3 separate regions of the Homo sapiens genome follow, and regions 2 and 3 are each linked to region 1. The links are chromatin loops, found by intact Hi-C in ENCODE. Cell type or tissue: PC-9. All regions are shown on one strand. Region 1 holds the start of LOC124904971 (a long non-coding RNA gene). Region 2 has its middle 22 kb from the start of TFAP2C. Region 3 has its middle 60 kb from the start of TFAP2C.

What was found. A loop is a pair of places that touch in the nucleus more often than their neighbours do. Peaks named below come from ENCODE experiments on the same cell type or tissue, not always from the same donor. Only the 100,000 strongest peaks of a DNase experiment are listed, where the experiment ranks them.
Region 2: a loop joins it to region 1, with 4 times the contacts of the local background. A loop is called at or near these places in 2 of 110 quality-filtered maps.
Region 3: it touches region 1 in a loop (11-fold over the local background); 3 of 110 quality-filtered maps call a loop at or near these places.

The regions. Positions count from the first base shown.
Region 1 is chr20:56,551,887-56,559,886 of GRCh38, reverse strand. It overlaps LOC124904971 (a long non-coding RNA gene), which reads right to left and starts at 5,969. Exons shown (of 2, transcript XR_007067758.1): 1 at 5,929-5,969; 2 at 4,276-5,199. RefSeq lists an enhancer at 5,002-5,051. In PC-9, a CTCF peak has its summit at 4,671; a DNase peak (open chromatin) is centred at 4,806; H3K4me3 peaks cover 782 bases; H3K27ac peaks cover 1,487 bases.
Region 2 is chr20:56,603,557-56,611,556 of GRCh38, reverse strand. No RefSeq gene overlaps it. Among named protein-coding and RNA genes, the nearest start is that of TFAP2C, 22 kb to the left of the region's middle. RefSeq lists an enhancer at 4,083-5,282. In PC-9, no CTCF peak of the experiment used is centred here; DNase peaks (open chromatin) are centred at 4,296, 4,816 and 5,196; H3K4me3 peaks cover 1,345 bases; H3K27ac peaks cover 4,588 bases.
Region 3 is chr20:56,685,693-56,693,692 of GRCh38, reverse strand. It overlaps the pseudogene RN7SL170P. Among named protein-coding and RNA genes, the nearest start is that of TFAP2C, 60 kb to the right of the region's middle. RefSeq lists an enhancer at 2,807-3,402. In PC-9, no CTCF peak of the experiment used is centred here; DNase peaks (open chromatin) are centred at 3,032, 3,322, 4,162, 6,482 and 1 weaker place; H3K4me3 peaks cover 3,026 bases; H3K27ac peaks cover 4,755 bases.

The sequences.
Region 1 (8,000 bases):
TTTTGAGATAGAGTCTCGCTCTCACTGCAACCTCCGCCTCACAGGTTCAAGCGGTTCTCCTGCCTCAGCATTCCGAGTAGCTGGAATGGCAGCCGTGCGCCACCACCATGCCCGGCTAATTTTTTTTGTATTTTTAGCAGAGACAGGGTTTCACCGTTTTGGCCAGGCTGGTCTTGAACTCCTGACCTCAGATGATCTGCCCACCTCAGCCTCCCAAAGTGCTGGGATTACAGGCGTGAGCCACTGCGCCTGGCTACGTGTCTGTTGTTTCAAGCCACCCAGTTTGTGGTACTTTAGGGTTACAGCAGCTGTAGGAATCTAGTAGAGGATAGAATTAAATAACTGTTGAATGAATGAAGTTAAATTCCTGATTTCATTGGGCAGATATAAATTTTCCTTGCCAGAAAAGAGGATACAGTTGGCAAATCTTCCCCAAACCACAAAAAATAAAAATAAAATTAAAAAAACCTGATCAGAGGGGATTATCAGCATTCTGACCTGGGCTTGGAGTGGGATCCTCACTTCTTCCACAGGATAACTGTAAAAACTGCCGCAAGATTTGCATCTTGGTGGGACCAGCAAGTTTCAGGAATTCATTCCCAGAAACAGTGGCTCCTCCTGCCCCGACTTCCTCAGCCACCGCCAACACACCCATTTCCACCTTGTGTTCCAACACCTCCCTTTTATGTGAACGATTCAGAGAAAGATAAAGTTGATTATGTGATTCTCAAAGCAGAGGGAGCTGTGGCCAAGAAGAATGCAGTGTCTCACGGCCACACCAAAGGATTTTTCCTACCTGGAAATTACGAGGTCTTTCTTCTTCCTGAACTTACCTTGCCCTTGTTTCCCAGAGGCCTAAATCAAGGGAGCAGGTGTGTTTCCAATCACTCATTCACCAGCTGTGAGCAGGGCATACAACCAGTGGTAAGTCAGACAAAACTTAGTGCCTGCATTGAGCATCCAGTGCACCGAAGAGTCCAGTGCACTGAAGAGGGACACAGATTTTCTGTAAATAAACAAGATAATATCCTAATGTGATCAATGTGGAGAAAGTCAGGTGGTGTGATTAAGAATGAGTAGGGGCGGCTGGGCGCGGTGGCTCATGCCTGTAATCCCAGCACTTTGGGAGGCCAAGGTGGGTGGATCACCTGAGGTCAGGATTTCGAGACCAACCTGGCCAACATGGTGAAACGCCATCTCTACTAAAAATACAAAAATTAGCTGGGCGTGGTGGCAGGCGCCTGTAATCCCAGGTACTCGGGAGGCTGAGGCAGGGAGAATTGCTTGAACTCAGGAGGTGGAGGTTGCAGTGAGCCAAGATTGTGCCACTGCACTCCAGCCTGGGTGACACAGCAAGACTCCATCTTAAAAAAAAAAAAGAATGAGTAGGGGCCAGGCATGGTGGCTCACGCCTGTAATCCCAGCATGTTGGGATTTTGTGAGACCTTGCCTTTACAAAAAACAGAAAAAATTAGCTGGGGGTGATGGTTCAGCCCTGTGGTCCAAGCTGCTCGGGAGGCTGAGATGGCAGGAGCACTTGAGCCTAGGAGGTTGAGGCTGCAGTGAGCTGTGAACACACCACTGCACTCCAGCCTGGGCAACACAACGAGACTCTGTCTCCAAATAAACATGCTCATCACCTTAAAAAGAACCTCAAGGCCATTAGCCCTTCCTCTCCTAAGCTCTTGGTAATCACCATTCTACTTGTCAGCTCTATGGATTTGCCTCTTCTGGACATTTCACACACAGGGAATCATATAATATGTGGCTTTTGTGTCTGTTGCAGGTACCAGTACTTCATTTTTTTTTTGAGACGGAGTCTCACTGTCGCCCAGGTTGGAGTGCAGTGGCACAATCCCGGCTCACTGCAACCTCCGCCTCCTGGGTTCAAGCGATTCTCCTGCCTCAGCCTCCGGAGTAGCTGGGATTACAGGCGTGTGCCACCACGCCCAGCTAATTTTGTGTATTTAGTAGAGACGGGGTTTCACCATGTTAGCCAGGCTGAGCTCGAACTCCCGACCTCAGGTAATCCACCCACCTCCCACTCCCAAAGTGCTGGGATTACAGGCGTGAGCCACCGCGCCTCGCCCTCCCACTCATTCTTTTCTTTTCTTTTTTTTCTTTTTTTTTTTTTTAGACAGGGTCTTGCTCTGTCACCCAGGCTGGAATGCAGTGGTAGATCACAGCTCACTGCAGCCTCCATCTCCTGGGCTTAAATGATCTTCCCGCCTTAGCCTCCTGAGTAGCTGGGACTCCAAGAGGGCACCATCACACTCGGCTAATTTTTTTTTTAAATAGAGACAGGCTTTCACCATGTTGCCAGGCTGGTCTCGAGCTCCTGAGCTCAAGCAATCGTCTTGCCTCGGCTTCTCAAAGTGCTGGGATTACAGGCGTAAGCCACCGCACCTGGCCCACACAGTGCTTGAATAATTATTCTGGCAGTGTCTCACACGTCCAAAGAAGTATGGAGTTCTAGGGAAAGTTCATGTTTGGCAAATGAATGACTGGTTGCTGAATGAAGACTAATGTTGGATTTCTAAATACTGGCAAGCTTTGCACTCTGAGGGAATTTTTGCCTTTCTTTTTTTGAGATGGAGTCTTGCTCTGTCACCAGGCTGGAGTGCAGTGGCAAAATCTTGGCTCACTGCAACCTCTGCCTCCCGAGCTCAAACCATCTTTCCACATCAGCCTCTTGAGTAGCTGGGACCACAGGTGCACACCAAAACATCTGGCTAAGTTTTGTATTTTTTGTAGAGACAGGGTCTCACTTATGTTGCCCAGGCTAGTCTCGAACTCCTGGACTGAAGCCATCCACCCACCTCAGCCTCCCAAAGTGCTGGGATTACAGGCATGAGCCACCATGCCTGGCCTGAATTTTTGTCTTATAAGAGATGATCTTGCACCATCAAAAAAGGTTAAAGGATGTTCAGTCTATTCTGTCAAAAAGGCAGGAGAATACATAGCACGGTTCATAAGACTAAAATTTTAAAATTCTTTATCGAAGGGATTTTGTTTCCTTGGGTGTCCACAGCACCTTTTTTGGTGTGATAATGAAGGATTGTTCCTAAGCACCTGGTACTTGCCAGGCTCCATGCTAAGGGTTTCAAGAGTAAATACTTCACTGAATCCTCTCAATGATCCTGCTCTATTCGAAAAGCACTTTGCGATGAGATTCAGAGAGGTTAAGGGACCTACTTAAGGTAACACAGCTGGTAAGAAGCAGCTGTGGTTTAGGAAGGCAGGACTTCCAGCTTCCAGCTTCTATGCCTTCTCCACTGCCTCACACTGTCACACTCAATGGCTGACTCCTCATCTATGCGTTGACAAAGCCCTGGTGCCTCCAGAAAGCTGGCCTGGAGTGGAGAGTTAAGTGTCTGGGAGCCTTCCCTCCTGAATGCGACATTTCTCTCCACGTTGCATGGAATGGCACCAAAACTTTTTTTTCTTTAAGACGGAGTCTACTCTGTCTGACACAGTGGTTCACGCCTGTAATCCCAGCACTTTGGGAGGCCAAGACAGGCGAATCACGTTAGGCCAGGAGTTCAAGACCAGCTTGGCCAACATGGTGAAACCGCTTCTCTACTAAAACTACAAAAATTAGCCAGGCATGGTGGCGCATGCCTGTAGTTCCAGCTACTCGGGAGGCTGAGGCAGGAGGATTGCTTGAGCCCAGGAGGTGGAGGTTGCAGTAAACTGAGATCATGCCACTGCACTCCAGCCTGGGTGACAGAGCAAGACTCAGTCTCAAAAAACAAAAAACAAAACAAAAAAAACAAAGATGATCAGGTCCCTGATATAAAATTGTGTAGTATTTGCGCATAACTTACACATATCCTCCTGTGTACTTTAAATGATCTCTAGATTACTTATAAATGTAAATGCTATGTAAGTAATTGTAGTTTAAATAGTTTAAAACAATATGCTACATTGTTTTAAGATTTTTATTATTTTTTATTGCTGTACTGGCTTTTTCTTTCTTTTTTTTTTTTTAGAGACAGAAGGCTCTGTCTCCTAGGCTGGAGTGCAATGGTGCGATCTCGGCTCACTGCAACCTCTGCCTCCGGGGTTCCAGCGATTCTCCTGCCTCAGCCTCCCAAGTAGCTGGGATTACAGGCACCCGCCACCATGCCCAGCTAATTTTTGTATTTTTAGGAGAGACAGGGTTTCACTATGTATTGGCCAGGATGGTCTTGAACTCCTGACCTCAAGTGATCCCCCCGCCTCGGCCTCCCAAAGTGCTATGATTACAGGCATGAGGCACCGCACTCGGCCGTATTGGGTTTTAAAAATATTTTTTATTTGAGGTTGGTTGAAGTCGAAGGCCTGAAACCCATGGATACGGAGGGCCAACTGAATCTGTTGTTTAAGCCACCTGGTGACCTGAAATGATATTTTGTTACAGCAACCTGAACAGACTAACACAACCTTTGTTAGATGATGATTTGAGAATATTTTCTTCCATTCCCTCAGTTGTTTTTTCACTTTCTTTCCATTTCCTTTGAAGCACAAAAGTTTTTCATTTTGATGAAGTCCAATATCTATTTTTTCCTTTTTGATTTCTTGTGCTTTTTGTTGCATTGCTTTGGAATAAGAAAAAAACAGGGGGGGAACATTTTATGAAAAAAAAACAGGCCCAGACATACTGCAGCCTATTCATGCAGTGACATTCCTGTCCACGGGGAGCTAACACTCAGTCAGCATTCCCATGGGGTTGACTCCTCCATTCGTCTTCCTCTCTGGCCTTTTTCCAGGTTGCAGGAGAAGTCTTTCATGTTCTGATGAGCCAGATGGCACAACAAACAGCTTTGAATTTAAGTGGGATGAGTCATCACTTAAATGTACTTAGAAATTCTAAAATTAGTCCAGTGTAAGCCATTTCTGCTTTCTGTTTTCAGTTTCTCTGACTGGATGTGCCAACAGTGTTTGCTGACTGTAGAGTAAACCCCAACACTGGCAGATGGTGGTTGTGCTGCTTGAAGTGGAGATGGGCAAACCCTGCCCGATCTAGAAAAACGTGTACCATGTGTGTTTTTAATAGCAAAACATCGGGGAAACCTAGACATCCACCAGTAGGGAACTGGTTAAATTATGATACATGTAAACCAGAATAATAACAGCCAAATATATTGAGGGTAGAGAGTTGAATATGTTAAGCAGGAAAAACTTTTCCTCTACCATCTTCAGTTCGGTACCTGGGATCTGCAAATTAAAGTAACAAAAGACAGATTAACAGGAGAAAAAGCATATAATTTTTGTTAATATTTACATGCATGAGAATTTATAGAAAAGAAGTAAAACTCAAAGAAATGGTTAGATTCAGGCTTATATAACTTTTATTTTTGACACAGAGTCTTGCTCTGTTGCCCAGGCTACAGTGCAGTGGTGTGATCTCAGCTCACTGCAACCTCTGCCTCCCATGCTCAAGCCATTCTCCTGCCTCAGCCTCCGGAGTAGCTGGGACTACAGGCACCGCCAACACGCCCGGCTAATTTTTGTATTTTTAGTAGAGATAGGGTTTCACCATGTTGGCCAGGCTGGTCTCAAACTCCTGACCTCAGATGATCCCCCTTGGGCTCCCAAAGTGCTGGGATTACAGGCGTGAACCACTGTGCCTGACCTTATATAGCATTTTAACAAAGGAAATAAGGTTTGGGTTTCAAGCAATGATAAACTGTAGGAAAGTGACCAGGAAATGGGAGAACTAATGGAAGATAAGGGCTAATATAGTAAGGTTGGCTTATGCAAATTAATATCTTAGTTTATGTATTGAGTGGCCAGGTGCAGTGGCTTATGCCTGTAATCCTAGCAGTTTGGGAGGCCAAGGCAGGAGGATTGCTTGAGTTCAGGAGTTTGAGACCAGCCTATGCAACAAAGTGAGACCCGTCTCTACAAAAAATTTAAAAATTAGCCCAGCGTGGTGGTATGCACCTGTAGTCCCAGCTACTCAGGGGGCTGAAGTTGGAGGATCGCTTGAGCCCAGGAGATCAAGGCTGCAGTGAGCCAAGACCACATCATTGTACCCCAGCCTGGGTGAGAGATCGAGACCCTGTCTCAAAAACAAAAACAAAAAAATTTGGTTAATGTTTCAAGGTCACATTGTGAAATTATTAGTTATATTTGTTGTATTAGTTATGTAATATATAAAACTAATATATAATATTATATAATAAATGAGTTATGATAATAACTCATGTTTATATTTTTGTATTATTATAATAACTCATTTGTTAAGCATTTACTGTGAGCCAGGCATTGCCTAGGCTTGGCAGTGGAGACCCGATGGTGGTGGGTTGTGCCCTCCCGAAGCTTCTCCTTTAATGCTGTGAGTCAGAAACCCAGTCGCAATGGTAATGAATGTGTAATTAAGGGCAGCGTGTACCCTTGGTAGGCAGGAGCGGGGCTCAGGACCTTTGTACTTTCTGTGCATGCTCTGTTCCAAAGTGTCCTCTTAAAGGTCTTCCCTGACCATGAAGCCCAGGAGCCCCTCCTCCTGGTGCATCCTTCTTTCTAGGCTGATCTTCTCCTGACATGCTATTGTATATTCCCGTGTCATTGCTGTTGTCTGCTCCCCGTTGTCTAACAGCCTCTAAGAGGCTGACAACTCATAGGATTCTATTACCTCTGCATGCTCAGTGCTGAGAGCCTGCTTGGCTCATGGGAGTCAGTTAATATTTAGAGAACAAATGGATGTCTGGCAAGGTAGGTGGGCTGAGACCAGGCTGAATGGGCAGGGTGGGGAACCCAAAGTTGTGCCCACTGTCCAAGTCACACAGTTTCTGTTCCCTTTTTTTCTTTTCTTTTTTATTTTTGAGATAAAGTCTCACTCTGTCACCCAGGCCAGAGGGCAGTGGCGTGATCTAAGTTCACTGCAACCTCCACCTCCCTGATTCAAGTGATTCTCCTGCCTCAGCCTCCTGAGTGGTTAGGATTGCAGGTGCCTGCCACCACACCTGGCTAGTTTTTGTATTTTTAGTAGAGATGGGGTTTCACCATGTTGGCCAGGCTGGTCTTAAACTTCTGACCTCAGGTTATCTGCCCACCTCCGCCTCCCAAAGTGCTGGGATTACAGACATGAGCCACTGCGCCCAGCCTACAGAACTGTTAAGTAGCTCAAACATGATCAGAGCCTGAGGACCCCCTGAAGGGCACCCTGCACAGGCTAGTTTTCTGCCAATGGCCTCCACAGACCTTCTGGTCCATTTCAGAGTGGTACACAGCCCTACCTGACTGCACGTGTGCCCTTTCTGGGAAGGAAGGCTTGTTGCCCGCCACTCCCAGATTGTCAGAGCCCGCTGGGTCCAGAGTCCAAGTGTTACAGGAAAGGGGTCCTGATCCAGACCCCCAGAGAGGGTTCTTGGATCTCGTGCAAGAAAGAATTCAGGGTGAGTCCATAGAGTAAAGTGAAAGCAAATTTATTAGGAAAGTAAAGGAATAAAGAATGGCTACTCCATAGACAGAGCAGGCCCGAGGGCTGCTGGTTGTGCATTTTCATGGTTATTTCTTGATGATATGCTAAACAAGGGGTGGATTATTCATGCCTCCCCCTTTTAGACCCTATAGGGTAACTTCCTGACGTTGCCATGGCATTTGTAAACTGTCATGGTGCTGGTGGGAGTGTAGCAGTGAGGATGACCAGAGGTCACTCTTTTTGCTATTTTGGTTTTGGTGGGTTTTGGCTGGCTCCTTTACTGCAACCTGTTTTATCAGCAAGGTCTTTATGACCTGTATTTTGTGCTGACCTCCTATCTCATCCTGTGACTTAGAATGCCTTCACCATCTGGGAATGCAGCCCAGTAGGTTTCAGCCTCATTTTACCCAGCTCCTGTTTAAGATGGAGTTGCTCTGGTTCACACACTCTGACACAAGCTCCTCTCACGATCAAATCCTGGGATCACATCTGGCCCATGGTAGCCATCAGTAAGTACCTGGTGAATGGGTGATCTGCGGTGAGAGGAGTGAGCTGAGGACAGCTGCTTTCTGGGCTTCTGAGGGATTTGATT
Region 2 (8,000 bases), 52 kb before region 1:
GCCTGGGCACCGACTCTGTGCCAGGCACAGTGCATTATGATTTCTGGGCATTGATCTAGATAAGATCCTCCTCACATCCCTGAGATGGAAACATGGGTTTTGACTATTTCACCCACAGGGAAGTTGGAAGACTGTCCAAGGCCCCAGAGCCAAACCTCAAACCTTGGGTCCAGAGCTTGGTGCTAATCAGGATGCCCTCCTGCCTCCCACAGGAAAGGGAAGGCCTCTTGCATGTGAAAGGTGGGGTTCAGCTTAACCCGTAATGAGCATTAGTGAAAGATTTGTTCCTCTGGGGCTCGCTGGGCATGGAACAGGCACCGCCAGGAGGTCAGGGATGCGAATGGCCAGCCCCGCACAGCAGGAACCCCACCTGACCTGGGCCCTGTGCACGAGGTCATCTGAGCTTCACGATGCCCTGTGAAATGGGTCCTTTGCATATTTCTATTTACAGACGAAGAAACTGAGGCTCAGGGAGGTTAGGAGGGAACTTTCAAACTTTGTCAGTGTCAGAGCCAGCAAGGCCTCAAGTGCAACCAGGACCGAGGCAGCTGGCTCCATGTGAGGCTGCACTGACCTGGGGTCCCAGGGCTCCAGGTTCAACCCACCTTCATCCCTCACTGGAAGCGACCTAACCTCTCCGTGCCTCAGTTTCCACACTTTTAAAATAAAAATGATAGCCGGGCGTGGTGGCTCATACCTGTAATCCCAGCACTTTGGGAGGCTGAGGTGGGTGGATCACTTGAGGCCAAGAGTTCAAGACCAGCCTGGCCAACATGGTGAAACCCCATCTCTACTAAAAAAAAAATAACAAAAATTAGCGGGACAGGGTGACACCCGCCTGCAATTCCAACTACTTGGGAGGCTGAGGCAGGAGAATCGCTTGAACCCAAGAGGCGGAGGTTGCAGTGAGCCGAAATCGAGCCACTGCACTTCAGCCTGGGTGACAGAGCAAGACTCTGTCTCAAAAAAAAAAAAAAAAAAAAAATGAAAATGATAGTCTCAACCTCTTGGGATATGGGGGAGAGATAAGTGAAAAGTAATGTCTGCAGAGCGCTTGGGGGGCTTGGAAAGCCAAACCCTTCATCCTAACAAAGGCCTCATTCAGGCTGTGCCCAGGGTCTGCATGTGTCTGTGGCATGAGCACCCGGGAAGGCCTAAGTGGTCCCCTCTCGGGCCAGGTGTTGAATCACATGCATCACCTTTCAGACTGGCCACCCAGGTCTGCCCAGGTCCCTCCATGCTGGGATTCCCCACCTCTGCCCCAGTTGTCAGTCTGGTACTACTCGTGCATTCATTCCACAGATTCCCAGGCCCTGTGCTGGGGAGCTGACACTCAACCAAAGAGGCCAAAATCTGGCTAGCGTGATGGCTCACGCCTGTAATCCCAACAATTTGGGAGGCTGAGGAGGGAGGATCGCTTGAGCCCAGGAGTTCCAGAGCAGCCTGGGCAACATAAGAAGACTCAGTCTTTACAAATAATAGAAACATTAGCTAGGCATGGTGGCACGCGCCTGTGCTCCCAGCTACCCAGGAGGCCGAGGTGGGAGAATTACTTGAGCCTGAGAGGTCAAGGCTGTGGTGAGCCATGATTGTGCAGCTGCACCCCAGCCTGGGCGACAGCGAGACCCTGTCTCAAAGAAAAAAAAAAAAAAGAGGCCAAAAATCCCCATCTTCAGGGGGCTTCCCATCAGCAGTGGGAGATAAACCTTCGCACTTGGTGGACAGTTCCATAACCAGCCCAGCATTTACAGAGGTGATACAGGAGGGTGCTATGGGAGGCTACGGGTGGTCTGGTCCAGTCCAGGGGTGAGAGAGCTTCGCAGCAATCCTGAGGGTCTTGAAGGATGGAGAAGATTCTTAGAGGAAGCAGGGGGAGGGGAAGGGATAGCAAGGCCCTGGGGCACCCAGAGCTCAGCCAGAATTGGAGCACTAAGGGTGGGGTCAGGAGCTGGTTCTTTCAGTCCACAAACATCCATCCTCTTATCTACCTTGCTCAACAAAGCATTTGGACCACAGCGAGTGTTTAGTAAATACAATGCTTTACTTAAGCTGCATGGGCGGTGGATAAGACTTTCTTGTTCCTGTAACAGATACACTCTGAGCACCTCCCAGATGCCAGGCCTGGCTTGGGGACCCCGGGGAACAAAAGCAACAAAGCCCCTGATCTCACAAAGCTTACCATGATTGGGGAGGATAAACCACCACAAACAAATACTTAGGACACTGTCAGGCAGCACTCGGAAGGAAAGAGAAGAGGCATGGTGTCTTACAGGTCACAGCAAGTCCTCTCTGTGAAGGTGACTCCCCACTGCACACTTCAGAACCCCAGAGGCAGATGTTTAGAGATGTCCCCTTTAGGGCCAGGCAGGCGGCTCAAGCGAGATTCTCACACCAGGTGCTAAACCACTTGCTTTAAGATTAAACTATTCCCCTGCTTGATTGCAATATATTTTAATATAGCCTGTGGCCCAAGCAAAAGCCACCCCACAGGCTGTTTAGGACCTAAGGGCTGTGAGCATTTGGGAAGTTCAATGCTACAGAATGTAATGGATCCATCCCCCATAGTATCTATAGGACTTACAGAATCATACAGGTACATGCTATAGGGTAAATGCAAGAAGGGAGGGTGTAGTGTCCAAGAGTTTTTAGCTAATGCTACATTTAGGTTCTCAAATGCTCCCATCAATTGAATTAGACCCCTGCCGACAGCGAAGAAGAGAGCCTGTGTCCTGGTAAGTTCACCTGCAATGGATGTTCCACTTGGTACACTATAACAAGTAGGAACTCCCTAGCTTCTCCACAGAAATAACCAGGATTAAGAAGTCTGTAGCCATTGAGTCCTTTTTCTATATACTGTATTTAAGTACATATTTCTGCACACAGCTTTTTTAAAGAAGATCTTACTGCTCTTTTACATGAATTTGCCAAGCAACATTCTTGGCCCTTCTTCGACGGTATCTCCAGCTATGTCTCATTTTCTGTTTGTTTGTCATTTTAGTATCTGTGCGCCCTGATGGTAGAAATGGTATGGTGATGACAACTCTTCTGGTATTTACTGTATTTACTTGTATTCCTTCTTCAGTGAACTACCTGTTTAAGCTCTTTGCTCATGTTACCATTGCACTATCTTTTTAGTGTTCTTTCTCTTTTTCTTCTTCTTCTTCTTCTTATTATTTTAAAATGGAGTCTCACTCTGTTGCCCAGGCTAGAGTGCAGTGATGCAATCTCTGCTCGCTGCAACCTCTGTCTCCAGGGTCTGGTCCAAGTGATTCTCCCGCTTCAGCCTCCGAGCAGCTGAGATTACAGGTGTGGACCACCAAGTCCGGCTAATTTTTGTATTTTTCTTTCTCTTTTTTTTTTTTTTTTTTTTTGAGACAGAGTCTTGCTCTGTCACCCAGGCTGGAGTGCAGTGGCACAATCTCAGCTCACTGCAACCTCCGCGTCCCAGGTTCAAGCAATTCTCCTGCCTCAGCCTCCTGAGTAGCTGTGATTACAGACATGCACCACCACACCTGGCTAATTTTTGTATTTTTAGTAGAGACGAGGTTTCACCATTTTGGCCAGGCTGGTCTTGAACTCCCAACCTCAGGTGATCTGTCTGCCTTGGCCTCCCAAAGTGCTGAGATTACAGGCATGAGCTACCACACCCGGCTTAATTTTTGGATTTTTCATAGAGATGGGGTTTTGCCATGTTGGCCAGGCTGGTCTCGAACTCCTGGCCTCAAGCGATTTGCCCACCTCGGCCTCCCAAAGTGCTGGGATTACAGGCATGAGCCACTGCTCACAGCCTTTTTATTATTCTGTTTAAATGGTGCTCTACATATTTAAAGAAACTTCTCTAGTAACCAACTATAGAAATTATCCCTGAAAGTGTAGTTTCTTTTTTTTTTTCTTTTTTGAGACGGGGTCATGCTCTGTCACCCAGGTTCAATCACTCAATCGGGGCTCACTGCAGCCTCCATTTCCTGGGCTCAAGCGATCCTCCCACCTCAGCCCGGTGAGTAGCTGGGACCACAGGAGCATGCGAGCACACCCAGCTAATTTTTGTATTTTTTGTAGTGACGGGGGTCTCACCGTGCTGCCCAGGCTGGTCTCAAACTCCTGGCCTTAAGTGATCCTCCTGCCTAGGCCTCCCAAGGTGTTGGTATTATGGGCATGAGCCACCACCGCACCTGGCCCAGTCTTCTTTTTATTAGTCTTGTATCAAGCATTCTCATAGAATTTGTTTTTTTGGTTTGGGTCTTGAGCCCGTGTGGAACTGTGGAATGTGCGTGTATATGTGTTTGGGGTTTGAGGAGGAAGCCTCATGTTACTGTTTGCAAATGAATAGACTTCCAGTTGATTGGCCTAATAGCATTTACTTAAAAATCCCTCCCATTTAAAGTGCTGTCTTCATCATTTCCCTGATTCCTGCATATTCTTGGATCCTTGCTGGACTCTGCCATGCTGTGGGTGAAACCATCTATTGGACACAGATACCAGATGGAGCGCAAAGGCCTTCGCCTTGTTTCTCTGCCTCCTCTCACTGACTCCACCCTCCACAAGAACTTTACAATCTCTTGGATTTCTTCAACTCTACACAATTCCCTCCTCCGCCAAAAAAATGTTTTTCCTTTAATTTTGAGCAGAATTACTCTTAATTTGTAGATGCCTTTTGAGAGATCTGAGATCTTTATATGAATGAGGCTGGTCCCTTTTAGGTATAGCTGGAACAACAACAAAAAAAGCCAGCTCTTTGGTGCAGAGCCCGGGGGCTAAAAAAAATAAAATTCCAGACAGGTGACCGAAGGATGGCCACAAGGGCATAGAGTCCTCAAATGACTCACCTGCGGCTCTGGCCAAAGGCTTCTTCCGGATTCTTCTGCTCAGGGCAAGGGTGTGGCAGCACCAGGCTCCCAGCCCTGAGGTGAGGTTGGAGCAGCACCCAGGATAGGGTGCAATTTATTTTCAGTGAAAGAATTGTAGCCTCATTCCACATAGGAACTCTTCCCATGGGTAGGAATCAGATGTATTAAAAAACAATCGCTAATCAGGTATTGATCACTTTTAGGCACTCTCATTGTTTGAAAAGTCATAGTAGCTTTCATTCAACAAGTATTTCTCCTACTCCTTCTGTGTCCTAAGGGTGGGTATATGGCAGTCTGTGTGTGATGATTACTTCCTGGCCTGGGAGAAAAGCAATGAGCAAATAAGTAGTAAGATGCATGGCCCAGCATCTGGAAACAGGGCCACAGGGCAAAGTAAAGCCAGAGGGGGAGGACACCTTAGGCGCTGGAACCATTTCTTTTTCTTTTCTTTTCTTTTTTTTTTTGAGACTGAGTCTTGCTTGCTCTGTCAACCAGGCTAGAGTGCAGTGGTGCGATCTCGGCTCACTGCAACCTCCACCTCCCAGGTTCAAAAGATTCTCATGCCTCAGTCTCCCTAGTAGCTGAGATTACAGGCAGGTGCTACTATTCCCAGCTAATATTTGTACTTTTAGTAGAGACGGAGTTTCACCATGTTGGCCAGCTGTTCTCCAACTCCTGACCTTAGGTGATCCGCCCACCTCAGCCTCCTGAAGTGCAGGGATTACGGGTGTGAGCCACCGCACCTGGCTCTGCTGGTGCAATTTCAATAGGCTTGTTGGGGAGGCCTCGCACAACTCATATGTTAATAATCACAACCTGGGATTACTCTATTTCTTTATCATTTATTAGCTTCTTGTCTGTATCTTGCACTAGAATAGGAGCCTGTCAACGGCAGTGACCTCAACTGTCCCCATAGGCCTGGTTGATGTTTAACACATGGCAGGCTCTCACTGCTGGTGGGAAGACTCAGTGAAGCTGCTATCAACCAGCAAGATCCAGGCCTCAAGAAAAAGTAGATTAATTCAGAGAGGACCAGCCACTGCCTTCCACACAGTGGAGATAGCCAACCTTAAACTTTAATGATCCATTGGTTTTGGTCCAGCGGTAGTTCAGTTCCACTGGATCTGGGGCCCTGGGCCTGGGATTTTGCATTTCTAGCAAGCTCCAGGGTGGTTTGGTGGCCCTGCCTGGGGATCACACTTTGAGCACAGCCCTTGAAGACATTCATTTAAGTGCTTTACAATGTTTGGCAAGTTTCCAAAGCTTTCCAGCTCTTCCTCTGGTCTCATTTAAAAGCACAGAATTGAAAAGGGGACCTGTTGTTAGATGGTAAGAAATTATTATTCATTTATTATTATTATTTTTTGAGATGAAGTCTCACTCACTCTGTTGCCCGGGCTGGAGTGCAGTGGCATGATCTCTGCTCACTGCAACCTCCCCCTCTCAGGTTTGAGCAATTTTCCTGTCTCAGCCTCCCCAAGTGCTATGATTACAGATGGGAGTCACAGAATTAATAAGTGCCTGGCTTATTTATTTATTTTGAGATAGGGTCTCACTCTGTCACTCAGGCTGGAGTGCAGTGGCACAATCATGGCTCACTGCAGCCTCAACCTCCTGGGCTCAAGCAATCCTCCCACCTCAGCCTCCCAAGTAACTGAGACCACAGCCTTCCACCACCACGCCGCGCTAATTTGTGTGTGTGTGTGTGTGTGTGTGTGTGTGTGTGGAGATGGGGGTCTCACTCTGTTGTCCAGGCTGGTCTCAAATTCCTTGCCTCAAGCCATTCCCCTGTCTTGGCCTCCCAAAGTGCTAAGATTACAGGCACAAGCCACTGCACCCAGCCCAGAAATTTTTATTAACGTGTACTGGGAGTGACGATCACACTGGGCGTTAGAAAAACAAACAAGCAAGAACGCCTTTATCTGCTTAGATGGACACTGATATATTTCTGGGTAAAATGATATGAGGTCGGGGTGTGTTTTACAATACTGAGAAAGGAGGGACGGGTGGAGGAGAGGGATGGGTGAACCCAAGCGGCAGAAAATGTGGCAGTTGGGACCCCCATGGGTAGGCCAGGCACAGTGGCTTACGTCTGTAATCCAAGCGCTTTGAGAGGCTGAGGCAGGAGGATTGATTGAGCCCAAGAGTTCCAGACCAGCCTAGGCTGTTCTCTACAAGACCCCGTCTTTACAGGAAATTTAAAAATTAACCAGCCATGGTGGCATGTGCCTGTGGTCCCAGCTACACGAGAGGCTGAGGCAGGAGGATTGCTCAAACCCAGGAGGTTGAGGCTGTAGCAAGCAGAGTTTGTGCCACTGCACTCCAGCCTGGGTGACAAAGCGAGACCCTGTCTCAATTTATAAAAAAGAAAAAGGGCCAGGCATGGTGGCTTACACCTGTAATCTCAGCACTTTGGGAGGCCCAGGCAGGTGGATCACTTGAGGTCAGGGGTTCAACACCAGCCTGGCAAACATGGTGAAACCCCGTCTCCACTAAAAATACAAAAATTAGCCGGGCATGAGGCACGTCTGTAATCCCAGCTAATCCAGAGGTTGAGGCAGGAGAATAACTTGAACCCAGGAGGCGGAGGTTGCAGTGAGCAGAGATCGTGCCACTGCACTCCAACCTGGACAATAGAGGGAGACTCTGTCTCAAAAAAAAAAAAAAAAAAAGAAGAAGAAGAAAAAGAAAGAAAAAGAAACAGGATCAAGCACAATAGCTGCTGCTCTTATTCTAATTAACATCAATATTATTTAAAGGGCAGGGTTGGGTGCAGTAGCTCCCACTTGTAATCCCAGCACTTGGGAGGCCTAGGCAGGCAGGAAGAATGCTTGAACCCAGGAGTTCAACCTGGGCAACATAGTGAGTCTCCATCTTTACATACAATTTTAAAATAATAAAAATTGGCCGGGTGCAGTGGCTCATTCCTGTAATCCCAGCACTTTGGGAGGCCGAGGCGGGCAGATCACTTGAGGTCGGGAGTTCGAGACCAGCCTGGCCTACATGGAGAAACCATGTCTCTACTAGAAATACAAAATTAGCCGGGCGTGGTGGCACATGCTTGTAATCCCAGCTACTCGGGAGGCTGAGGCAGGAGAATCGCTTGAATCTGGGAGGCAGAGGTTGCGGTGAGCCGCTATTGTGCCATTGTAC
Region 3 (8,000 bases), 130 kb before region 1:
TACACCACTGCACTCCAGCCTGAGTGACAGAGTGAGACTCTGTCTCAAACAAACAAACAAACAAACAAGAAAGACAGAAAAAGAAAACCCTTTCTGTTACAATAAACAGGATCAGAGGCAGAAGAGGAATCAGCCCAGACTCCGGTTTGTGACAGAAATCTGATTCATATGTGCGTAAGAAAAAAATGGATCTTTATAGCCTCCTTTAACAACAAGGTCAGCTTCAGGAATGGCTGAATCCAGGTGCTCAAAGATGGCTTCAGGAATCTCCCTCCCTCCATCCCTTTCTGTCTCACACACACATTCTGTTGATCTCGCGTGTACTCTCACTGTCTTGGTCTTGCTCACACTCTCTTGCTGTACCTGTCTCTCTCTCCATCCATCCATCCACATACACATTTTGTGGATTCTTGGGTACACTCATGCACCACACAACACTGTTTCAGTCAACGACAAACCACATATACAATGGTGGTCCCATACGATTATAATGGAGCTGAAAAATTCCTATTGCCTAATGTCGTAGCTGCTGTAATGTCATAGTGCAATGCATTGCTCATGTGCTCATGCTGGGATAAAGAAACCTACTGCACGGCCAGTCTTTTGTTTGTTTGAGATGGAGTCTCACTCTGTCACCCAGGCTGGAGTGCAGTGGCATGATCTTGGCTCACTGCAACCTCCACCTTCCTGGTTCAAGTGATTCTCCTGCTTCAACCTCCTGAGTAGCTGAGATTACAGGCACGTGCCACCACGGCCAGCTAGTTTTTGTATTTTTAGTAGAGATAGGGTTTCACCATTTTGGCCAGGCTGGTCTTGAACTCCTGACCTCAGGTGATCTGCCCACCTCAGCCTCCCAAAGTGTTGGGATTACAGGCATAAGCCACTGCTTCCAGCCTGAGTTATGTTTAGATACATAAATACGTTATGTTAAAATTGCCTATAGTAACGTGCTATGCGGGTTTGTAGCCTAGGAGCCACAGGCTATACCATTACGCCTAGGTGTGTAGTAAGCTATACCATCTAGATTTGTGTAAGTACACTCTATGACATTCACACAAGAAAATCACTTAAAAGGCCAGGTGTGGTGGCTCATGCCTGTAATCCCAGCACTTTGAGGGGCTGAGGCGTGTGGATCACCTAAGGTCAGGAGTTCCAAACCAGCCTGGCTAACACAGCGAAACCCCGTCTCTACAAAAATACAAAAATTGGCCAGGCATGGTGACACACTCCTGTAGTCCCAGCTACTCGAAAGGCTGAGGTGGGAAAATCTCTTGAATCTGGGAGGCGGAGGTTGCGGTGAGCCAAGATCGCGCCGTTGAGATAAAGCGAGACTCTGTCTCAAAAAAAATCGCTTAATGATGCATTTCTCAGAATGTAACCCCATCGTTAAATGCATGTCTGTACATGTTTTTCACGTATTAATATCTCTGAAATTAGAATGTGATTTACAGCCAAAGACATGGTTTCACTCGTAGCCTTTTTTTCTTTCCTAATTGTACAAATCAGTGTCCTCCAGACAAACAGAGCCAATAGGATACATATAGACGTATAAGAGGAGATTGATTATAGGAATAGCTTTCAGGATTATGGAAGCCCAGAAGTCCCACAATCTGCCATCTGCCAGTGGGAGAGCCAGGAAAGCCGGTGGTGTCATTCAGTCCAAGTCCAAAACCCTGACAACCAGGAGTTCCGATGTCCAAGGGCAGGAGAAGATGAGCATCCCAGCTGCAGAAGACGGAACTAGTTCTCCCTCCACCATTCTGTTCTATTTGGGCCCGCAACTGATGGGAAGATGCCTGGCCACGTTGGTGAGGGCAGAGCTTCTTCACTCCGTCTGCTGACTCAAATGCTAAATTATTCTGGAAACACCCTCACAGACACTCCCAGAACTAATGTTCTACAGGCTATCTGGGCATCCCGTAGCCCAGTCAACACATGAAATTAACCATCACAGTTGTACATAAAATAATGAATCATATCTTACAATCATTCTTTCTCTCTCTCTCTCTCTCTCCCTCCCTCCCTCCTGCTTCTCTCGGTGGTGAAGGGAAAGGGAACATGGCCAGAAACAATGTTAATATTTCAGGGAGAGCTTATCTCCCCAGGGTCAGCCTATAACATGACAAGGCAGGATTCTGATTAGCCCAGCACAGGCCATGTGACAATTCCCATGGACTTGGGGACGAGGGCTGCAGATTACCAGGCCCAGCCCACACTCCCACCTCACAGCACCGGGTCCAAGCTTTCACAATTCACAGTCCTAGCAGAACCGCTCAGAGCACAGGAGGGCCACTGAGGCGCTGGGGGCAGGGAAAGGAGCTGGACAAACACCATCAACAAATATCTTCAGCCAACCCACACTGACGATCCTGATAATCATTCAATGCTAATGCATGTTGACATAGAAAAATGAGTGGAATCAAAGGGACGGAAATAGAAAGCACCCTCAATGCCACTGATCAGCGCCAAATACCATTAACTCTTTGGTGCATTTCCGAGTTTTCTGTGACGGTCCCTAAATGAAAAGCTAAGCTTGTTTTGCTTGCTTGCTCTCCAGATGAGCCCTACTTCCAAAGGGGCCCATTTACATTGGCTTGGGCTCTTCCACCGAGCACGTGGCCTTTGCCCAGCCTGGCAGCCTAAAACAAGAGGCAGGCAGACGGCTTTGCCAGCCTGACCCGCATGCACATGGCCCCCAGCCTGGGCTCCTTCTCAGCAACCCCATTCCTCAGCCCTCCACAGTGTAGTCATGGGCTGGGAGGGGAGCTGGGGCCCCAGGTGCACCACAGACAGCTCCACTCCTTGTCTTTGTTTTGCTCTGGTGGTTGTGAGTGGGTGCATTACTGGGGTACACATGATTGTGTGTACATGCATGCAGGGGCATGCATGTGCCAGGGAGCCTGTGCAAACGTGTGAGCTTATGTGGGTGCAGGGCTGCACTCACGCCTGACCAGGGTTCTGGCTCACCTAGGCCACTTCCTGCTCTGCCACCTGCTGCCACGCCCACCCCACCTGTAGAAACTGATGATATCTTTTCCCTTTCAAAGCTTTCACCTCCCATCGCACGATCTCCATTCAGTTTCCCAACACCGAGGAGGAGATAGCCTAGGAGAAGGTGGCACAGGTGTCATTATCCCTGTTTACAAGATAAAGAATTTAACGCCCAGAGAGCTAAATGTAAAGCCTACGGTCTTATCATACTTCTGTCACACAACCAGTTACTGCTGGAAGCGACCACTCTCTCCTGACTCCTGGGCCCGTGATCTTTTCACCAGAAAGGGGGTTCTCAGACTCATTCTCATTATGAAGCAACACATTCACTGATCCTTTCAACTAAACAAACACTTCCTGGGTGCTTCCTGGAGCTCAAGACTGGGGCCAGGTGCTTTATATGCAATATTCTGAATCCTTCCAACAGCCCAGTGACTGCATTTTGCATAAAGGAAGCTCAGAGAGGTTAGGCCATGTGCTCCAGGTCACACATCTGCTGTAGCGGATGCTGTGGTCCTAAAGGAAGCTCAGAGAGGTTAGGCTGTGTGCTCCAGGTCACACAGCTGCTGTAGTGGATGCTGTGGTTGCAGATCCACCCTTCCAGACCAGGACACTCCATTCCTGTGGCTGCTGGGAGCGGGAGCTGGCAGCTCACAGCCAAGCAACTCCCCAGGAATTGCCCTCAGCCTCAGAGTTGCCTCATCTGATCCCGTGGCCCCTTCCCTGAGGGACAGCTTGCGTCTGATGACTGGTAGATAAGTTTTGGCCTTGATTGATTGGGAACATCTCTTAAGCGCCCACCTGGCTCAGAGTTCCCATGAGGAAGAGCCGAGACCTCAGCACTGCAGCCCAGCTGCTTACCCTCCCTCACAGGTGCAGCTCTTGAGAAAACGCCCCACTAAACTGCCTGCACATAAATCTCTGATTCAAAGTTTGTTTCCCAAGGACGCAAATGCAGACAGGTAACAGGTGCAGGACTGGGAACCCTGAGCCTGGGCCTGAGGGTCTCCAGTGTCTTGGACTCCTCCACCCGACTCTGTCATCCGACCCAGATGCCAACCTGAGGCCTAACCTCTCACCTAGTGTCCCAGCTAGTGGCCGGCTCCTGCCTCCTCCACCAGGGCTGGGAACAGCGTGGCTGTTAGAGGAAGCTGTGGGCTGTCTTGGAATGTGGAGTTGCCTAAAATTCTGGCAGGAGAGCCATTCGTCTTCTTGGAATCTTGACTCACCAGTCTAATTTAACCCCCTGGGGGTGGTGCGGAACCTGCCTCCCTCCTCCCTCCCACTTCTGCCCTCTCCAGCTCCACCTAGAGCCCCTCCCAGAGCTCTCCAGGTGCCAGCCCTGGACTCCCCAGCTGGGTCCTCACACGTGCTATTCCCTCTGCCAGGAATTCTCTTCCATGCACTAAAGACAGGCAGCCACAGCCTCATCCTCCATGTTTCAGCTCAGATCTCCCTGCCTCTTCCCCAGGAAACTTTCCTGATCCTCCCAGACAAGGTCAGCAGCACCGGGGCCGCTGCTTGCCTGACATTCAACGACTTTTCACCCAAACTCCCCGCGGGGCCTGTCTGCCACGGTGGACGTCCAACTCCATAAGGCAGGGCCCTTTTCTGTTCACTGTGACAGTTTCATGCCTAGCTCTGCAGCTAGTAGGGGCTCAATAAACACTTCCTGCCTTCAGGAACACAGGACACCATCCTCTCTGGCCTTCTCTGATATTCAGGAGCTTGTCAAGGAAAGGAGGGTGTTGGGGAAAAAAATTAAAAACCCTCCCAAGAAGTCAAGCATTGCTTTGGAAAGAGTCAGCCTGAGGTTTTGTGCAGCCTGGAGCAAGTCCTTCAACCCCACAGGGGCTCCATTTCCTCACCTGTAAAAGGAAAAGTGGAATCCAGTCCCCAGAGGGCTATGCGGAGACTAAACCAGGTAAGTCCACCCCAAGTCTTCGATTCAAGTTCAATTTTTTGTCTGTTTGTCTGGTTGTTTTTTTTGGTTTTTTTTTTTTTTTTGAGATGGGGTCTGACTATGTTGCCCAGGCTGGAGTACAGTGACTATTCACAGGCGTCATCCCACCACTGATCAGCACAGGAGTTTTGAACTGCACCATTTCCAACTTGGGCGTGTTCACCCCTCCTTTTAGGCAACCTGCTCCTGGGAGGTCAACATATTTGATGCTGAACTTAGTGTGGACACCAGATCAGCATAGCTAACACACTTCAGCCCAGAACTCCTGACCTCAAATGATCCTCCTGCCTCAGCCTCCCAAGTAGCTGGGAATGCAGGCACCCATCACCACGCCCAGCTCAAGTTTTATTTTAAAGTAAATCTTATAACTATTTTCAAAATGTAACAAAAATTAAAACCCATGTGTCCCCTCTCCCAGATTTAAAACACTGAAGATCACCCACGTGTTACCTGACACGGAAAGAATGAATGGTATGGGGGCACATGTTGAGACACTACCTTTGGCCGAATTTGGCTTTAATATCCTGGTTCTCAGTGCTGACCACTGACTCCGTGGTGGAATCACCTAAGACACTCTTATTTTTTGAGACAGGGTCTCATTCTGTCGCCAGGTTGCTGTGATTATTCACAGGCACAATCACAGTGCACTGCAGCCTCAAACTCCTAGGCTTAAGCGATCCTCCTGCCTCAGCCTCCTAGTAGCTGGGGTTACAGGCATGCACCATTGTACCCAGCTGTCAGCCTAAGGCACTGTTAAAACTGCCAGTGTTGGCCGGGTGCAGTGGCTCACATCTGTAATCCCAGCACTTTGGGAGGCCGAGGCAGGCAGATCACTTGAGGTCAGGATTTTGAGACCAGCCTCGCCAACATGGTGAAACCCCGTCTCTACTAAAAATTCAAAAATTAGCCAGGCATGGTAGCCTGTAATCCCAGCTACCTGGGAGGCTGAGGTAGGAGAATTGCTCGAACCCGGGAGGCAGAGGTTGCAGTGAGCCGAGATCGCGCCACTGCACTACAGCCTGGATGTCACGGCAAGACTCAGTGCTGCTCAGGCTGTCCCACAGGGCAATTATATCAGAGTCTCTTGGGAGTAAGACACTGGAATTTCTTTACATTCCCAACGTTGGGGGACAGCAAACATTTAATCAATGTATCATCTATAATCTATCTATTGTATCTATTGAGGTGGGTGTCTTGCTACATTGCCCAGGCTGGTCTCAAACTCCTGGGCTCAAGTCACTCTTCCACCTCAGCCTCCCAAAGTGCTGGGATTACAGGCATGAGCCACTACGCTCAGAGAGAAAATGTTTTCTATAAAGGGCCAGATACTAAATATCCTAGAAGTGAACTGTCCTGTCTCCAGTGCAGCTCATCAGCTATCCCTGTGCTGCACGAAAGCAGCCATAGACAGAAGGTAAATGAGTGGCCACAGCTGTGTTCCAATAAAGCTTTATTTACAAAAACAGACTGCAGCTGGACCTTGTAGTTTGCCAGACCCGGCCCTGGGTGAGTTAAGATTGAGAACTACTATTATAAGGCAAGCATTAAAAAAAAAAAAAAAAAAAAAAAAAAAAAAAAAACCTGTTACCTGTGTGACTCAGATTCCCTCCCTTGTTTCCATCATTAAAACAAATTCGGGCCGGGCGCAGTGGCTCACGCCTGTAATCCCAGCACTTTGGGAGGCCGAAGCGGGCGGATCACGCGGTCAGGAGATCGAGACCATCCTGGCTAACACGGTGAAACCCCGTCTCTACTAAAAATACAAAAAATTGGCTGGGCGAGGTGGGGGGCGCCTGTAGTCCCAGCTACTTGGGAGGCTGAGGCAGGAGAATGGCGTGAACCTCGGGGGGCGGAGCCTGCAGTGAGCTGAGATAACGCCACTGCACTGCAGCCTGGGCGACAGAGCAAGACTCCATCTCAAAACAAAAAATAAAAAAGGCAAGCATAAAAAAAAAAAACCTGTTACCATTTGCAGCTACTCCCTGTGTGACTCAGATTCCCTCCCTTGTTTCCATCATTAAAACAAATTCGGAAATAAATGGGATGTTAAGGTTTGAGCAAGTCATCTCTCAATAGTGATGATATATTTCAGTTTGCATGGGACAGTCTCCGTTTATACCTGTTTTCCCCACATAATTAGTAAAAGAGCCCAGTTTCACTATCAAAAAGTCCTGGTGACGACGATAAATTAGTTGATCATACTATTTCAAAACTCTATTTCAATATTTGTGCTACCAAAATGACCTCATCTTAATTTTCTATTAATTAATGAAATTATCAATAGAAGCAATAGAACTTATAAAATAAATCAATATGAATTACTAAAAAAAATCAGAGAAGACCTCAGTCGTGCAGGCAGAGAGGAAATGCTCGATGAAAAGTGGGGCAATTGAGTTGAACGGCTGTTCACACCGGCTCTTCAGATATCTGAAGACGATTATACTCAAGACCGCTGACCTTCGGGGATTTCTGTTCATGGAGGAGAGAAGACGCAGCACTGAAGCCAGAACCCCGCCTGGCTCAGCAAGGCCGAGCAGAGAGAGCATCGGTGAGGAGCACGAGCCAAGCGTGAGCTCGTGGCGCCCACTTCAGAAGCGGAGCCAAATGGCTCCATCCTCTGCCAGCTGAGAGGGCAGTCGGGACCCGGGCCAGCTTTTGGTTGGAGCCTCCAGACAGGACCCTGACTCCTGGGGCACGAGGGGGCCGCAGCTGCCAGGGTCATTTGGCAGAGACCCTGGGTCGACTGCTGCCCCAGGGGAGGCCTCTTCCTCCAAGCTGCTCAGGATGAGCACGATGGGGGTCCAGGCAGGCACATCCTGGTTGGGAGTTATTGAGTGATGGTACAGAAGAACCCTTTGGTCAGAAGAGAAGGAAACACATTTGCAGCGCTTAAACCCCCAGGGGGTTCTCTGAGCAGAGAGGACTCTATCCCAGAAGCCAGAGACAGGAAGGAGAGGGACTCCACCAGTGGAGAACTGAGGAGCAAGCAGGAGGCTGGTGGTCAGCCTCTGAGGCTGGTCTCTTGTCTCTGTGTCTCTGGAGCTCT